2 separate regions of the Homo sapiens genome follow, and region 2 is linked to region 1. Evidence: chromatin loops called from intact Hi-C (ENCODE). Cell type or tissue: K562. All regions are shown on one strand.

Region 1 (8,000 bases):
ATCTCATTATACTTGTTAGTTTGATTAAAAATGTTTGATGGTACCATATGCATGACCACTCAGATCCTTGGCTCTTAATAAATTTTTGATTATGAGTATTCAACAGTGATGTTTTACCTAACTCTACTGTTACATCACACCATGGACTATCTGCATTCTCTCTACTATTAGGAGTAGTCATCAGTGCCTTTAAAGGTAATCAGCTTAGAGAGCCAATTCCAGAAACCCCAGAAGCAATTCAGAAAGCTCCTGAAGATTTAAGATCTTAAGGATTCTCAAAATGCTTAAGATTCTGTTCCTCTAGAACCATCCTTGGTATTAAAATCTGTAGTAGTCCATATAAACAGAATCAATAGGTGGTAGAAATCTGTCTGTATCTGTATTTCTCCAGCTCTATCTCGATGTCCATCTATCTATATTTATCTATAGACAGAGGAATTGGCTCATGTGATTATGGAGGCCAGCAAGTCTGACATCTGCCGGGCGGGCCAACAGGCTGAAGACTCAGGGAAGAGTTGATATTACAGTTTTGAGTCCAAAGTCAGTCTGGAGGCAGACTTCCCTCTTCCTCGGGGGACCTGAGTCTTTTTCTCTGAAGATGTTCAGCCGATTGGATGAGGCCCACTCACACTGTGGAGGGTCACCTGCGTTACTCAAAGTCTGCTGGTTTCAACGTTGATCTCATTTAAAAACATACCTTCACAGCAACATCTAGACCGGCATTTGACCAAACATCTGGGTGTCATGGTCTAGCCAACTTGACACATACCACAAGCATAATTTGAGATAGGAAATAAACATGGGAGAGGTTTGTTGAGGGGACAGGTGGCCACAGAGTCTCAGTAATGCCCTGTTCATACCCACTTCACAGCCCTCTGTGGATGGAAGCTAACTAGTCCCAGGAGGAGTCATGAAGAAGTGGTGGCTGGCTTTGGGAGTAGCCTGCCTCATGGCACTGCTAGTCTCTCCTGAGGGCCCAGCCGCCCCTGAGGACCCAAGCTTTAGGGTGAAGACTAGCAGATGAGCAGGACAGAGAACTGCTGATGTACAGAAACTGTTCTCTTGCTCTCTTCCTCCACGCCTGGGCCTGAGAACCTGGAGCTAGCTCTTTTTGGAGTTACAGAATTGGGAGAGAGGCCTTGGCTTCTCCTGCTATGACTGACTGATGACATGAGGAGCAGGGATGGTATGAGCCCTCAGACCTGGTTCCTTCCAGACCTGCCTGGGGCAAGTGGTGGCCCTGCTCCTCCCGTGCAACCCTTCCTTCTGGAGGGTCAGGAAGCCTGTCTCTCTTTTCCTCTTTGTCCCTGGTGTGTCCTTCTGGGTAAATGTGTCTGCTCTGCACACTTGAAGCTGCCCATGGAGGGGGTGTGTAGGTGGGAAGGAGTCCAGCTGTGGCTGCATGCCAGGCTCCAGAGTTTCCAGTGCACCTCACCAGTGGCAGAGTTGAGACACACATGTGCACACATGCACACACATGCACATACACATGCATACTCATGCACATACCCACAGCCACACACATACACATGGACCCACATGCACACATGTGGACACACAGAGACACACATGTACATGCACACACATACACATTTTCTATCAAACTGGCCTGTTTCCAGTTGGCTCCAGCCCACCAGGTGGGCAGTGAAGGTATGCTTACTGTCCTTAATACTTGCCCTAGGGGTAGTGACAGTGCTATTACCAGCTCCTGTGACTTTGTCACCAAGAGAAATCACAGATAGTTCCATATCCAATTACAGTTACGGCAGATACTCTGAAATATGGTTTCTCACCAGTGCTTTAAAATTACGGTGCTTCATAGACACAGGGAGGGGAACATCACACACTGGGGCCTGTCGGGGTTGGGGGACAAGGGAAGGGAGAGCGCTGGGACAAATACCTAATGCATGCGGGGCTTAAAGCCTAGATGACAGGTTGATAGGTGCAGCAAACCACCATGGCACATGTATACCTATGTAACAAACCTGCGCATTCTGCACATGTATCCCAGAACTTAAAGTGAAATAAAAATAAAATAAAATAAAATGAAATTACGGTGCTTGCTACACATTCTGCTGGATCTCGTTGTATTTAATGCATAATGAAGAAACACACATGTCACAATATCACAACTCCATTGCCTTTCAAATCGTAAGGGTTTTAGTCCATGCATTGGAAAACATTATTCTGCTCCTAGTCACATCTTTGGACGCCAGGACTCTTCTGACATGCCACAGGATAACTGTCCAAGCAACAGTCTACCACAAATGGTAGACACAATCACACTAAATTCCAGGAACCAATAGAAAATCCTCAGTGATGCATTCAACCAGGCCGAAAGCAGGAGAAGCAGAGGACACAGGCCATGGGGGTTGCTGGGCTCCTGCAGGGTGCTGGGTTATCTCTCCTCTGAGTGAGAAGGAAAGTGCTGGAAGGTGAAGGAAGATGATGGGATTTAAAACAGTGGTTCTGAAACATTTGCACTTGGTGTTCTTAAAAATATTGAGGGGACAAGGAACTTTTGTGTATATGTCTCTCCATGTTTAACATAAGAAATCCAAACAAAGGAATTTAAAAAATAGGAATACAAAGCAACCGTTCCATTCCATTAGTCATGGAGGTGCCAGAAAGCTCCACTTGGGAGAAAGTGAGAGTGAAAAGGCATTTTTTTCTTAGTATTTTTATGTCACAGGTATCCCAAAGGAGGCTGGGGGTGCCCACAGGAGTCCTCAGGGAGGCTGAGGTCAGGGGGAGGATGGGGAGCCCGGATGCTGTTTTGCATATGACTGGTGAGAGAAGCCTACAGACACCCAGGTGGAGATGTTACAGACAGACTGGAAACATGAAATGGCATTAAGGGGGAAGTCTCAGCTGGAGGTAAGCATTTAGGGGTCGTCCACATAGAGGTGCATTTGGAACTGAGGATGGAGTGTGAGGAGGTGAGAGAAGAGGCCCCAGACTGGGAACAGGAAAAGCTGGCACCAGAAGGGTGGTGTGGAGGTGGAGGGCAGCCAGGGATGGGAGAGGATGGCAATCAGTGTATGCCCTGACCTGAATGTGCCACATCTGTGCTCTGCTGTCTAGCCGGTGAGCTGTTTGCAGAGCTCTGGCTTTTGGATGCAAACAGCTCACCAGGACCCACATGTCTGGATGGTGGGGAAACCACTCCTTTCCCGTGAGCAGGCTCCTGTCTTCCCTTGTGTCTCCTCTGTGTAGGGAGGTGTCCTGCTCATTCATGCAGGGACTTCAACAGAAAGATGACCTTGCATGTGGGGAAAGGAATGGAGGTGCCTGAGACAATGCCTGGAGCCCCAGCTGCTCCCTGCTCCCCACATCCTGCCCTCCCCAAAATGGGGTTGAGCACCCAGCCCCACCCACCGCCATGGATCTCAGTGGCCCCTGCCTGCTCCTCCCAGGAGAGTGGAGATGTAAGGTAACTGGGGGGACTGTCCAGGCCCCCATGGGCGCCTCTGGTGAATGTCCATCCTGCTGCTCCCTAGAAAATTCCCTGCAAATAGAAGACGGCAAGGAGGGCTGCGAGCTGAGTGTGACTGTGGGTGAGGCCACTCACCTGCTCAGAGCCCCAGTTTCCACATGAGAAATTAGATCCATCCTGATGGTTTCTAGAAGTTAGAAACATGCAGTGGCAGTTGAAGAGCTTCTCAGTTCTGACCTCGGGACACACGTGTCCCCTTCCTTGGGGACTGCCTGTGCCACCTCCACTGGCTTGGTCATCTGGGTTCATGGTTCACACCCACCCTTCCAGGCTGCGGTTCCCTCCTGCTCCAACAGAAGGACCCTGTAGTGGAGGAGTGAGGGTGTACCTGGACACCAGCGCAAGATAGGAGGGGCCCCTGATTTCCCGGACGCCAGCTCGGAGCAGATGGCCTGGCAGGGAGGTTTTGCTTTTGCGCAGGGCCACAGAGCAAGGTAGGAGGGGCATCTTCAGATATTCTCAACCGGAACTCCTTATTCACACCAAATTGTGTTCTGACTTCCACCGCCATTCGTTCATTCATTCATTCATCCACTCAACAAATAAGGAGCAGCTGCGTTCCAGGCGCTGGTTGTGGCTGTGGCAGGGTGCAGGGAGCAGAAGTACGCGGTGAGACGGTGCATGCGCGCGCAATCAGATCCGGGTTAGCAGGATGCATCTTTGAGGTCCCCAAACCAAGCCACCTGCACGGACCCAATATCTCTGGCGCGTCCCGAACGCCGTGGATTGGCGTCTGCCGCCCCCTGCCGGCGGCGCGCTGCACTGCAGACACTGAACTCGCCCAATGGGTGCGCTGAGGGTGGAAGACCCTGACCCTGCTCTTCAAACCTCAAAGGGCAGTTTCTTCTCACTGATGAAGGGGCTGGTTGCTGTCTTAAGCATGTAAAAAGGAGGGCCATGCCTTTGAGGAGTGAACCGGGTTGTCTCATAGATCTGCTTAGGTTTGATTCAGAGCATCTCCAGCGCTCCCGTCCCTGGTGCATTGTAGAGACAGGAGCTGGAGGGGCCTGGGGACCTGCGGACCCAGTGTCACCTGCCCATACCCTTACACATTTCACAGACTAGGAGGGACAGGGAAAAGGGCTTTGCACATTCAGGGAGAGTTAGGGCTAAGACCATGCATGGGGCCCTCATCCCCTGACTTTCAGCCCAGGGCTCCTCCCATAACCCCGGAGTCCTCAAAGAAGCCCTGGGACAGCCTGATGCTCCTCCTGGGAGGACTGAGCTGGGGACCAGGGCTGGAGTAGGGGGTCCTTGTGTGGCTATGGTCCTTCCAGTCCCTGTGAGCTCGGCTATGACTCGAGTTAATGACCTTGAGAAAGCTCTGAGCCCTTTAGGCAAATGCAAGACGGGTTATAAGCTACAAGAGCAGAAAAACAAAGGGAAAGCGAGGAAGCCGGCTTTCTGGATGGTCTGGCAAATGCAGATCCCAAGCCTCTATACCGCAGAGCCAGGCCCAGGTGAGTGGTGTGGTTCGCCATTTGCTGGTTTGGGTCCTGAAACTCCTCATGTGAACCCCATGTTTCCTTCTCCACATCTGGGAGGTGACCAGGCTGGGCCTCACCTTGTTTATTGGGCTAAGGGCACTGCCTCTCATTAAAATGCAAATTCCTCAGGAAGGCAAGGCCTCGAATTATTAAGTTACTGGTAGAAAGTTTTAAATACATTTCTTTAAAAAGATGTGCTAAGGAGATTAGAAAAAGCTGGGAGACACGGGCTGATCAGCGATTATTGTCCCCAGGGAGCTGACTTGCGCATTTCAGGGGGTAGTGGTGGAGGTGGGCTCTGTGGGAACTACATGCTGGGTACAGGCTGCCGGGGAGGACCTGATATCTGGGAGCAGGTGACAAGGCCTCTCATCCTGACAAACTGTGGGAGATGCATAGCTGAGGAGAGAAGAGGGAGTGAAGGGAGTGGGGTCAGGCCCAGTGTCCCAGGACTTTGTTAGGACAGGCAGTGGACTGTGTTTCTAGCTCCCCACAGCAGAACATGGCTGTTATTAATCTCTCCCTTTCCAAACAGTGACACGGAGGCACACAGAGACTGAGGGGCAGGGTGAGTCAACTGCTCATTTTTGTCAGCTAGTGGGATAATTTCTCTTAGGGAGTGAACTAACTCTGTTTAGGAGAGTAACTAAGAGGGTAGAAGGCACAGTCCAGAGGGCATGGGTTGGGCAGAGAGAACCTAGAAACAGTGAAGCAAGCCTGCCAAAGAGTAGGGCCTCTGCTGCCTGGGAGAGAGGAGAGACCACGAGGGAGGGAGCCATGGAAGAGACAGAGCCAGGCCCATGGCCTTGGTCAGCAGAAAAGGCTGGGGGACTTTCAGGTGTCCAAGTTTTACAATTACTTTTAATTTATTTGTGCACATACCCACTTAGATACATCATTTCATTTAAATACGCACATGTGGTCACACAACATTTTAAAAACGTATTTATTTTAAATAATTTTCAGATGATAATTTATTTTTTTCTTCCTCGCCTTCTTCTCCTCTCCCTCCTCCTTTTTGCTTCCAGGGTGACTCATGTCAAAAACATTGTGGATGTCCCTTTCCAGTTTCCTATTGACTTGTGTATTACCTTACAGCATTTCTCCCCATTCAGCTGTCCCTAGTAGAAATCCTTAGGCTAACCTGGTACCACCGATTCATAGTCTTTAATGGCTGAATAATAACCCACAGTGGGAATGTGCTACCATGATTGATCCAGCCATCTGCCTACTAAAGGGCGTTCACTTTGTTTCCAGGTTTTTGCCATCGGAATAGCTTTGCATTCAATGTCTCATGCATAAATATGCCTTTATCTACTGGTGCTGTTATTTCTTCGGGACAGTCCAAAATCTTATGATACATGTTAAAACGTTGCTGGAAGTCAGGAACCCTGAACGGAGGGACCGGCTGAAGCCATGGCAGAAAAACATAAATTGTGAAGATTTCATGGACATTTATTAGTTCCCCAAATTAATACTTTTATAATTTCTTATGCCTGTCTTTACTGCAATCTCTGAACATAAATTGTGAAGATTTCATGGACACTTATCACTTCCCCAATCAATACCGTTTTGATTTCCTATGCCTGTCTTAACTTTAGTCTCTTAATCCCATCATCTTCGTAAACTGAGGAGGATGTGTGTCTCCTCAGGACCCTGTGATGATTGCGTTAACTGCACAAATGGTTTGTAGAGCATGTGTGTTTAAACAATATAAAATCTGGGCACCTTGAAAAAAGAACAGGATAACAGCAATGTTCAGGGAACAAGAGAGATAACCTTAAACTCTGACCACCGGTGAGCCGGGCGGAACAGAGTCATATTTCTCTTCTTTCAAAAGAAAATGGGAGAAATATCACTGAATTATTTTCCTCAGCAAGAAACATCCCTGAGAAAGAGAATGTGTTCCTGAGGGTAGGCCTCTAAAATGGCCGCTTTGAGGGGTGGCCGTCTTTTATGGCCGAAGACGTAGGGATGAAATAAGCCCCAGTCTCCCGTAGCACTCCCAGGCTTATTAGGATGAGGAAATTCCTGCCTAATAAATTTTGGTCAGACCGGTTGTCTGCTCTCAAACCCTGTCTCCTGATAGGATGTTATCAATGACAATGCGTGCCTGAAACTTCATTAGCAATTTTAATTTCACCCTGGTCCTGTGGTCCTGCGATCTCGCCCTGCCTCCATTTGCCTTGTGATACTCTATTACCTTATGAAGCATGTGATCTCTGTGACCCACATCCTATTCATACACTCCCTCCCCTTTTGAATATCACTAATAAAAACTTGCTGGTTTTACGGCTCAGGAGGCATCAAGGAACCTGCCGACATGTGATGCCTCCCCCGGACACCCAGCTTTAAAATTTCTCTCTTTTGTACTCTGTCCCTTTATTTCTCAGACTGGCCGACACTTAGGGAATATAGAAAAGAACCTACGTGAAATATCGGGGGTGAATTTCACCTGTATCTGGCTGAATTTCCCCCGATATATGTGCATTTCAGAAAGTTAAAATCTATAGCCGTAGAGCTAGGCTGTGTTACTTGCATTCCTACCAGCAATACATGAGGGTACCATCTTCCTTGGATTGTCACTTAGTGGGTGTTATCACTTTTTGTATTTTTACTAGTATAATTCTTTTAAAGTGATATCTCATTCTTTTAAAATTTTAATGTCCCTAGTAATTTTGAGCATCCTTTCACATTTGTTAGCTGTTCAGATTTGCTCCTCTGTAAATTTCTTTTCTTATCCTTTCTCCATTTTGACTTTTCCATATCAATACAACAGAGCTCTTATATATTATAGATATTAACCCTCTGTCATCTCATGACAAATATTTGTTCCCGATTTATCATGTGTTTATAATGTCTTTTGCCATATGGAAGTCTGTTATTCTTTTGTGAAAAATTTTAGTTAGAAATAGTTATAGACTCATAGGAAATTGTAAAAGTAAATACAGAGTCCTGTGTACCCTTCGCCCACCTGCCACATTTGTGATACCTTATGTAGCTAAGTCACTAATGTT
Region 2 (8,000 bases), 290 kb before region 1:
GAAACACCTCGAAGCCATAGATGTCCAGCACGCCAATGACTGTGTCCTTGCCATCACGCCGAGGATCCCGGCCCCGGGGTTCCATGACACTGTTGATCCTGTTCACCACCCACTCAAACAGCCGCTGGTACACTGCCTGGGGGATAGGAACACCCTGCTTCCTGCTGCCTCTGGCCTGGCCTCCCCCATGAAGGCCTCCTGGGCTTCCCTCCCTGTGCCTGCCCCCAAAGTACCTTGGCACAGGCATCCCGGGCATAGCTGGCCTCAGCTGCAGTGTGGCCCTTCTCTATGAGTTCCCTGCCTCCCGAGGCAACTGTGCGAGCCAGCAGGGAGCGGAGCACGAGGTCCCGGGGTGTGGCCGTCAGCTCAGCCACATGGTCCACCAGTGCCTCCTCGGCCACTGCCAGGCCCTCCTTCTGCAGCCCACCCTCCTCCGTCTCCACAAACTCGATGTTTCCCTGGTGATGGGAAAACCATGAACAGTCCGGGCTCCATGTCTCAAAAGAGCCTGGACAACTTTGGACAAGAAGGAGGAAGGAAAGCAGGGGACATGGATGCGGTAGAGTACAGCTCCTTCTCAGACCAGCATGGTCAGCTGCTCACCATGGGCACAGACACAGCCAGAGACTGGGGGAAGGGGGCATGGGCACACCAGAGTCTCTGCCAAGGCCTCGAGGCCTCGAGTCCAAATGACATGTGAATGACCCCATCGCATCCTCCCACAGCCAGCGGAGCCCTGCACTACTTACTCCTCATGCCGCTTAGAGAGAACTGAGGCCAAGAGGCACTGAGTAAATGCAACCAAAGCCACACAGCTCATGACTGCACTAAGAGGCAGTCTGCATGATGCTCAGCTTTTACTGCGCCTGGCTGACCTGGCCCTAAGAATGGGGTCTGGACCATGTATCAACTGAGCTCATCACTCGAGCAGCTCAGCTTCTGCAGGAGAGGCAGTCAGCCTAGCACATTGCTGGGGCATCTCCAGCCAGTCTCCTCCTCATCCCTGGGTGCTTCCCAGCCAGGAAACCCTTGTGGGGAAGTAGCCCTCCCAGGCTTCTGAGCCAGGCTCACCAGGTGCAATATGGCAGCCAGGATGCGATGCACAGACTCCACCTCTTCAGGACTGAAGCCGATGACCCTCATGGCCTCGGTCACTGCCTGGTGGCTCTGCTCATCACTGTCCAAGGCCTAGGGTAGAAGGGATTCATCACTCCAAAGCCACACTGGGCCCAGGACACCTGTCTCCCTTGAGGCTTGATTCCTCCATCCTAGGCACCTGCTCACCCCTGTCCCCTGTCCCCTTCCTGAACCTGATTACTCCAGCCTAAGCACCTGCTCACCCCTGCACTCTGTCCCCTCCATCAGCCATTTTCACTCCACCCCGAGCACCCTCCCCACTCACGCAAACAGTTCACTTCACCCTGGCCTGTGCTGAGTGCTGCCCATTCCCTACCACCACACTCAGGCCCTGACACTGAGCCCAGTTTGAGCCCTTGGTGCCCCTCACACTCACACTGTGCACAGTCATGTTGAGTCCTGCTCCCTGGTGTGTGAAATTGTATACAGCAGGGTTTCTCTCCAAGTGCAGTTCATGCAGCTGCTTGTCCTCACTGCCTCTCAGCAACTAGAGGACACAGGCATCCTTTAGACAAATAAGCTCCCAGGATGTCCCCCTGTACACACACACAGGCAGGAGAACAAACAGACTTGCGCTTCCTTCCAGTATTGAACGAACAAACGTGGGGGAAGGTCAGACAGTGTGAACAGTTTCTGTGTGCCAGCAAGCTCCCCATTCAGCTGTTCAGTGGGTCAGGGAGCTCCACTTCAGTGGGAGCTATGACTCCACCATGAAGTCACTGTTCTTGTGCCAGACCTCATCTTGGTAGGGAGCTCAGTCCCTGTGGAGACATTGCCCTCGACCCAGGGGGATCCCACCTCAGTGGGTAGCTCAGAGTATGTGGAGACACTACCCGGGTCCCAAAACCTCCCACTGAGTGAGGAGGTAAGAGTTTGTGGACAAACTGCAGAATCCTAGGGAGCTCCACTTCAGTGGGAGCTCAGAGTTACTGGAGACCCTGCCCCTGTCCCAGGAAGCTCCCACCTCAGTAGGGAGCACAGGTTCCGTGGAGACATTGCTCTCCACCCAGGGAGAGCCCATGTCCTAGGGAGCTCAGCGTCTGTGGAGACACAACTGGTGCCACATGAACTCCCACCTCAGCAGGGAGCTCAGAGTCCATGGAGACACTGCCTGTGTCCCAAAAGTTCCCACTTCACTGGAGGTGGTAAGAGTCTGTGGAGATCCTGCTGTTATTCCAGAGAGCTCCACTTCAGTGGGAGCTTAGAGTCTGTGGAGACCCTGCCCTGTGTCCCAAGGGGCTCCCACTAGTGGGAAGCTCAGATTCCACAGAGACAATGGTCATGTCGCAGAGAGCTTCCACCTCATAGGGGAATGGAGAGTTTGTGGAGACATCGCCCATGTCCGAGGGAGCTCCCAGCTCCGTGAGGAGCTCAGAGACCATAGAGACACCGCCAGTGTCCCAGACAGCCCTACTTCATGGAAACTCAGAGTCTGCGTGGACACTCCTTGTGTTCCAGAGGGCTCCCACCTCAGGGAAGCTCAGAGTTCTTGGACACTGACTGATTCCCAGGGAGCTCCACTTCAGCGGGAGCTCAGAATCCGTGGAGACGTTGCCACTGTCCCAGTGAGCTCCACTTTGGTGGGAGTTCAAAGTCCAAGGAGATAGTGCCCCTGTCCCAGGGGGCTCTTACCTCAGAGCAGAGCCCAAAGTTGATAGAGACACTGCCTGTGTCCAAGACACAGCCCACCTGAGTGGGCAGCCCAGAGTCCGTGGAGACACTGCTTCACATGTCCCACTGAGCTCCCACCTCGGTGGGTAGCTCAGAGTCCTTAAAGACACTGTCCATGCTCCAAAGAGCTCCATTTCATGGGAGTTCAGAGTCTGAAAAAAACTCTCTGTGTCCCAGGGAGCTCCCACCTCAGTGGAGAGTTTATAGTTCATGGAGACCCTGCCCAAATCCTGTGGAGCTCCCACCTCATGGGGAGCTCAGAGTCTGTGGAGACCCTGGCAACGTCCCAGGGAGCAATCCCCTCAGCCAGGAGCTCAGAGTCATTAGAGACAATGCCCATGTGCCACCGAACTCCCCCTTCAATGGGGGAACTCTGAGTCCATGGAGACCCTGCCCATGTCCCAAAATCTCCCATTTCAGTGGGGAGGTAAGAGTCTGTGGAGATCCTGCCGGAGTCCCAGGGAGCTTCATTTCAGTGAGAGCTCAGAGTCTGTGGAGACGCCCTCTGTGTTCCCAGGGGCTCCCACCAGGGGGAGGCTCAGAGTCTGTGGAGACACTGCCAGTGTCTCAGGGAGCTTTTACCTCAAATAAAGGTCAGAGTCCACAGAGACACTACTGGTTTCCCAGTGAGCTCCCACCTCAGTGCAGACTCACTGGAAAGACAGCCCAGGGGGCTCCCACCTCAGTGGAGTTCAGAGTCCTTACAGACACTGCTGTGTCCCAGAGAGTGTGACTTCAGTGGGAAGTCAGAGTCGTGAAGACACTGCCGTGTCCCAGGGAGCACCACACCATGGAAGCTCAGAGTCCTTAAAGGCACTCCTTGCATCCCAGGAGGCTCCCACCTCAGCGGGCGGTTCATAGACCCTGGAGACCCTGCCCGCTACCCAGGGAGCTCCTGTCTCATGGGGAGCACAGAGTCTGTGAGACACTGTGCTTGTCTCAGGGAGCTCCCACCTCAGTAAAGAGCTCAGAATCCATGGAAACACCGCCTGTGTACCAGGGAGAAACTGCTGTGTTCCAGGGAGCTCCCACTGCACTGGGGAGCTGAGAGTTGGTGGGGACCATGTCTGTGCTGCAGGGAACTCCTAACTCAGTGGGGAGCTCCAAGTCCCTAGAGACACTGCTCCAGTCATAGGGTGCTCCCAGTTCAGTGGGGGAGTTCGGAGTCTGTGGAAACACTGTCTGTGAACCAGAGGACACAGTGGGCAGGCCACAGTTTGCAAACACACCGCTGGCGTGCCAGGGAGCTCCACTTCAGTGTCAAGCTCTGAGACTGCAGAGACACTGTTTGTTTCCAGGGAGCTCCCACCTCAGTGGGGTGTCAAAGCTTGTGGAGACAGTCCCTGGGCGCGCCTATCTCACAGAGGTGCTCAGAGTCAATGCCCGTGTCCCCAGGAGCACCACTTCAGTGTTGAGCTCTGATACCACTAGAGACACTGCCTGTAATCCCAGGGGAAGCCCACCTCGTGGGGAGCTTATTGTTCACAGAGACACTTATGGGTCCCAGAGAGCCCTCATCTGGAGGTGTCTCAGATAAAGGGGACATCCTGCTTTTGTTCCCTGCAAGTCACACCCTCTTGTTTGTGGGGTGTGGGGTACTGGTTGGGGTGAGTGTGGTGGGGAGTGAGGACGATGGGCTAGGTGGGGTTGAGTGGGCAGAGAGGGGGAATTGGGGTAGTGATGGAAGGGTCACAAGCTGGTCCAGCTTGCTGCCCTCCCTTTCCCCACCCCATTTTTCCACCTCCCCTTGCCCTCAGGGCTTACTTGGTAGAAGGCGTGGAAGTTTCTTTCACCCACGTGCTGCTTGAGGACCCGAGACTGAGGAGAGAGGGGCAGATGGACTCAGGCCTGGGAAGGAGTCTGACCCTGGGGACCCCATCTGAACATTCCCAGGTGCAAGGCAGGCTGGGGGTCAGAGAGTCCTGACTATGAGGACACTGAGGCCCAGAGAAGGGCCACAGGGAGAGACAGCCCAGCCCTCCTAAGCTGCACCGTCGGGATGGGTACCTTCCCAGGCCTGGGATGGGTCTCGGCCAGGGCTCCCCATGGAGGTCTCCTCAGCCCACCTGCCCACCTTCTCCAGTAGGTAGCTGTGGATGTGTCCTCCGATCGGGTCCCCCTTGAAGTCAAAGTTGATGTCCATGTACTTGCCAAAGCGGCTGGAGTTGTGATTGCGGTTGGTGCGGGCATTGCCAAAGGCCTCCAGCACACAGGTGGACTTGAGCAGCACGTCCTTGACCCTGTCAGGGCAGAGGGGCTGGGTCTTAAGGCAAAGACTTCCCATCTGGGGAATGCTGTCTCTGCCCCTGAGTCTTCCCAACAGAAATCACAGCATCTCAGGATGAGTTCCTCTGAACTTGCTGAGAGGGAACCAATGGCCTGGCCTCGCCCAGTGTTGCCTCTGAGGTTGTGTGACGGTCACTTCACCTCTGAGAGGCTGGGAAATGCACTTGCCGGGCTGGCTGTGCTCAGCATGGTCTGTGTAGCATTGAGGTCCTTGTTTCTCACAGCCACCTCTTCCCCTCCCAGGCCTCAGCTGCAGCCTGGGGAGGAGGGGCTGTTCTGACCACTGGGCTTTAGACCTCCAGCTGCAGGGGTGGGCAGTGGTGCTGGCCATATGTGCTCAGGAACTGACATTGCTTGTCCCCCCTGAATCCCATCTCGCTGCCTCTTGATAGGAAGAGACAGGCACTGACAGAGGAAGCTGCTTCCATAAGGGACAGGTTTCCTGGTTTCAAGGCTCCTGGCCATCACCCACACAGCCACCTGGCATGCTTGGCCATCTTGGCCAGGGCCTGCCAGCTTCTCCAGGTTTCCATGGAATCTGCCTGCTGCCCTGTCCATGAGCCATTTCAAGCATCTCTGGGCCCTGCTGCACTTCTCCTCATCCTACCTGTGGCTGCTGCCTCCTCCCAGCTGGTAGGCCCAGTACCTTGGCTAGGTCTCACCCACCCAAGGAGAGGTCCTTGGCATGGGTCACCCTGTCTCACCTCCGGGTGTGTTGGCATTATCTGGAAACTTCCCAAGTTCCCACTGAACTTGACCTGAGCTAGACTCCAGTTGCCGTCTCTCACTCCCCAGAGCCAGCCCTTCCTGCCACACTGAGGTCCCTGGCCTGCCATGCTGAGGCCCAGAGCTGCCCATTGCCACTCACCTCTCCACCTCAGCCCTCTGGCTTGGATTGGTGACAGCAGCGATGTACTGCATGATGTGCTTACTGGCTTCTGTCTTCCCTGCCCCACTCTCCCCTGCCGGAAAGACCAGAGTTGAGAGAATCAGCCAGGTTCGCTCTCTTAGCCCAGCTCCCTGTGCCCACTCACACCCCCAAGACTGGCAAGATGGGGTCCTAGGGCCCCCATCAGGACACAGGGCACAGGAGATGCTCTAATGGCCCTCCCAAATGTTCACAAATGAAGATGCCGAGGGTGGGGGCCCGGCGGCAGGGACAGGTACCTGAGATGACGATGCAGGTGTCCCTGGACCGGTGCTTCATTGCCTTGTAGGCGGCGTTGGCCACAGCATAGAGATGGGGTGGCCGCTCATAGAGCTCACGGCCCTGGTACCTGGCGATGGCCTCAGGCCCATACAGGGGCAGCTCCTGGTAGGGGTTCACGGACACCAGCACCTCACCGATGTAGGTGTAGATGCGGCCCTTCTCGAACCTGGACACAGCAGGGGTAGGCCTCAGCACTCACAGGCTTACAGGCACCCACAGGCCTTTCGCCAGAGCCCATATCAGGGCCTGGCCCCAGTAGGCCAGCGCTCCCACCCTGACGGGCTGAGAGTGGAGAAGGAAGAAGGGGGCAGGTGTTGACCTTGCGTCTCCCTGGTGCCATCCTGGGTGAGCTGAGCCACTCAGAGACTGTCTCCATTGCGGCATAGAGTTTGGGGTCCACAGTGGTCTCCCCAGGGATCCCAAGGTCACTGGAAACATGACCACTCATTTTGCAAAGGAAACAGACTTGCCCAAGACTGCACTGGGTGCCGTGAGTCAGGGCTGGCTCCTGGGGTGAACCCCGCAGGGCAGATGGGGAGATGGGGTTGAGAAGTGACTGGGCTGGGAGGGGAAGGAGGGGCCTCCTCGGCTGTTTCCTGTCTCAAGGCCTGGGCGGGAACCCAGAGACAAAAGGGGACCCCACCCAGCCCCACCCAGATGACAGGGAGGGAGTTGATGTCGTTGTCTTTACACCCCCGACCCCCCAGCCTGTGGCCAGTGGCTGCTGCCTCTCCCCTGGCACAGCCTCAGACTTCTTGACCCTTTCCTTCACAAACCTGGTCCCCAGTGGGGGTGGATGTCTGCCCTTCTCTTGACCTTTCTGCCCCTGGGAGGAGGACTGGCAGGCCTGCCCCTCAGACCCATCTCCCCTTGGTGTGTGGTACCCACCCTTCCCTGGATGGCCCTGTCTCCCGGCAGCCTGTCCTGGGTGGGCCTGTCCTGAGGTTCCTCTTTCTCCACCACCTCTGACATGGGTTTTCCTGGGCCTAGCTCCCATCCTCCTACAAGCTGGGGATGAGGGCACAAGTCACCCACGTCTCCAGGGCTCAGTGTTCTCCTCATCAAAATAGAGAGGACAATGTTTCATAAGCTCATTTTATAAGAATGAGGTAGAACAATGTGCACAAAGTGCTTAGCTCACGTCCTGGCTAGCCCTCCTCTTTGAGCCAGGCTCGTGGTCTCTTGCCTTCGGTGCTTAGTGGGGATCCTGGTCCCCAAGCTCTCCCCAGGGAGCTTCCGGAGTACACAGCGAGTGGCCTTCTGCCCCTCCCTGGGAGTCCTGGCAGGAAGCCCAGCTGCCTGTATGGCCACCCTACTGTGCCATGCCCCTACCTCCCGGGCTTCTCCCTGCCCTCCACCTGCCCTCCTTGATGGTAAATTGGGCTCCAATATCACTTCTACCAACTGTGTCCTGTGATACTCCATGTACCCCAGGAGAATGTCACCTCAACTTGGTGGGAATGTTTGGACCCTAGGGTGGAGCCTGACTGCTTCATCTCAGTGTCCCCAGGGCTCAGGCCAGGCCCCATGGATGAGATGCATCGAGGGAGCATCAACAACTGGCTGGGAAGTGGCTGGAGGGAGGTGCCCCTGGTCCCTCCTGGAAAGATAGTGCCTGGTATGTATCTGTCCAAGAAGTGTCATGCCCTGGCCCCGTCGGGCAGGAAAGAAGGGGCAGAAGATGCCTGGACTGTGT

What was found. Peaks named below come from ENCODE experiments on the same cell type or tissue, not always from the same donor. Only the 100,000 strongest peaks of a DNase experiment are listed, where the experiment ranks them.
Region 2: a loop joins it to region 1, with 5 times the contacts of the local background. A loop is called at or near these places in 2 of 110 quality-filtered maps.

Annotation. Positions count from the first base shown.
Region 1 is chr7:45,255,965-45,263,964 of GRCh38, forward strand. LOC107986736 (a long non-coding RNA gene) reads right to left here and starts at 4,100. Exons shown (of 2, transcript XR_001745014.1): 1 at 3,572-4,100; 2 at 2,071-2,428. In K562, a CTCF peak has its summit at 4,244 (motif pointing left); a DNase peak (open chromatin) is centred at 4,227; H3K27me3 peaks cover 3,209 bases.
Region 2 is chr7:44,970,602-44,978,601 of GRCh38, forward strand. It overlaps MYO1G (myosin IG), which reads right to left. Exons shown (of 22, transcript NM_033054.3): 2 at 6,262-6,470; 3 at 5,963-6,056; 4 at 4,883-5,048; 5 at 4,573-4,626; 6 at 1,514-1,624; 7 at 1,072-1,188; 8 at 234-458; 9 at 1-136. Among named protein-coding and RNA genes, the nearest start is that of MYO1G, 4.4 kb to the right of the region's middle. RefSeq lists a silencer at 3,383-3,462. In K562, a CTCF peak has its summit at 3,341 (motif pointing right); a DNase peak (open chromatin) is centred at 3,340.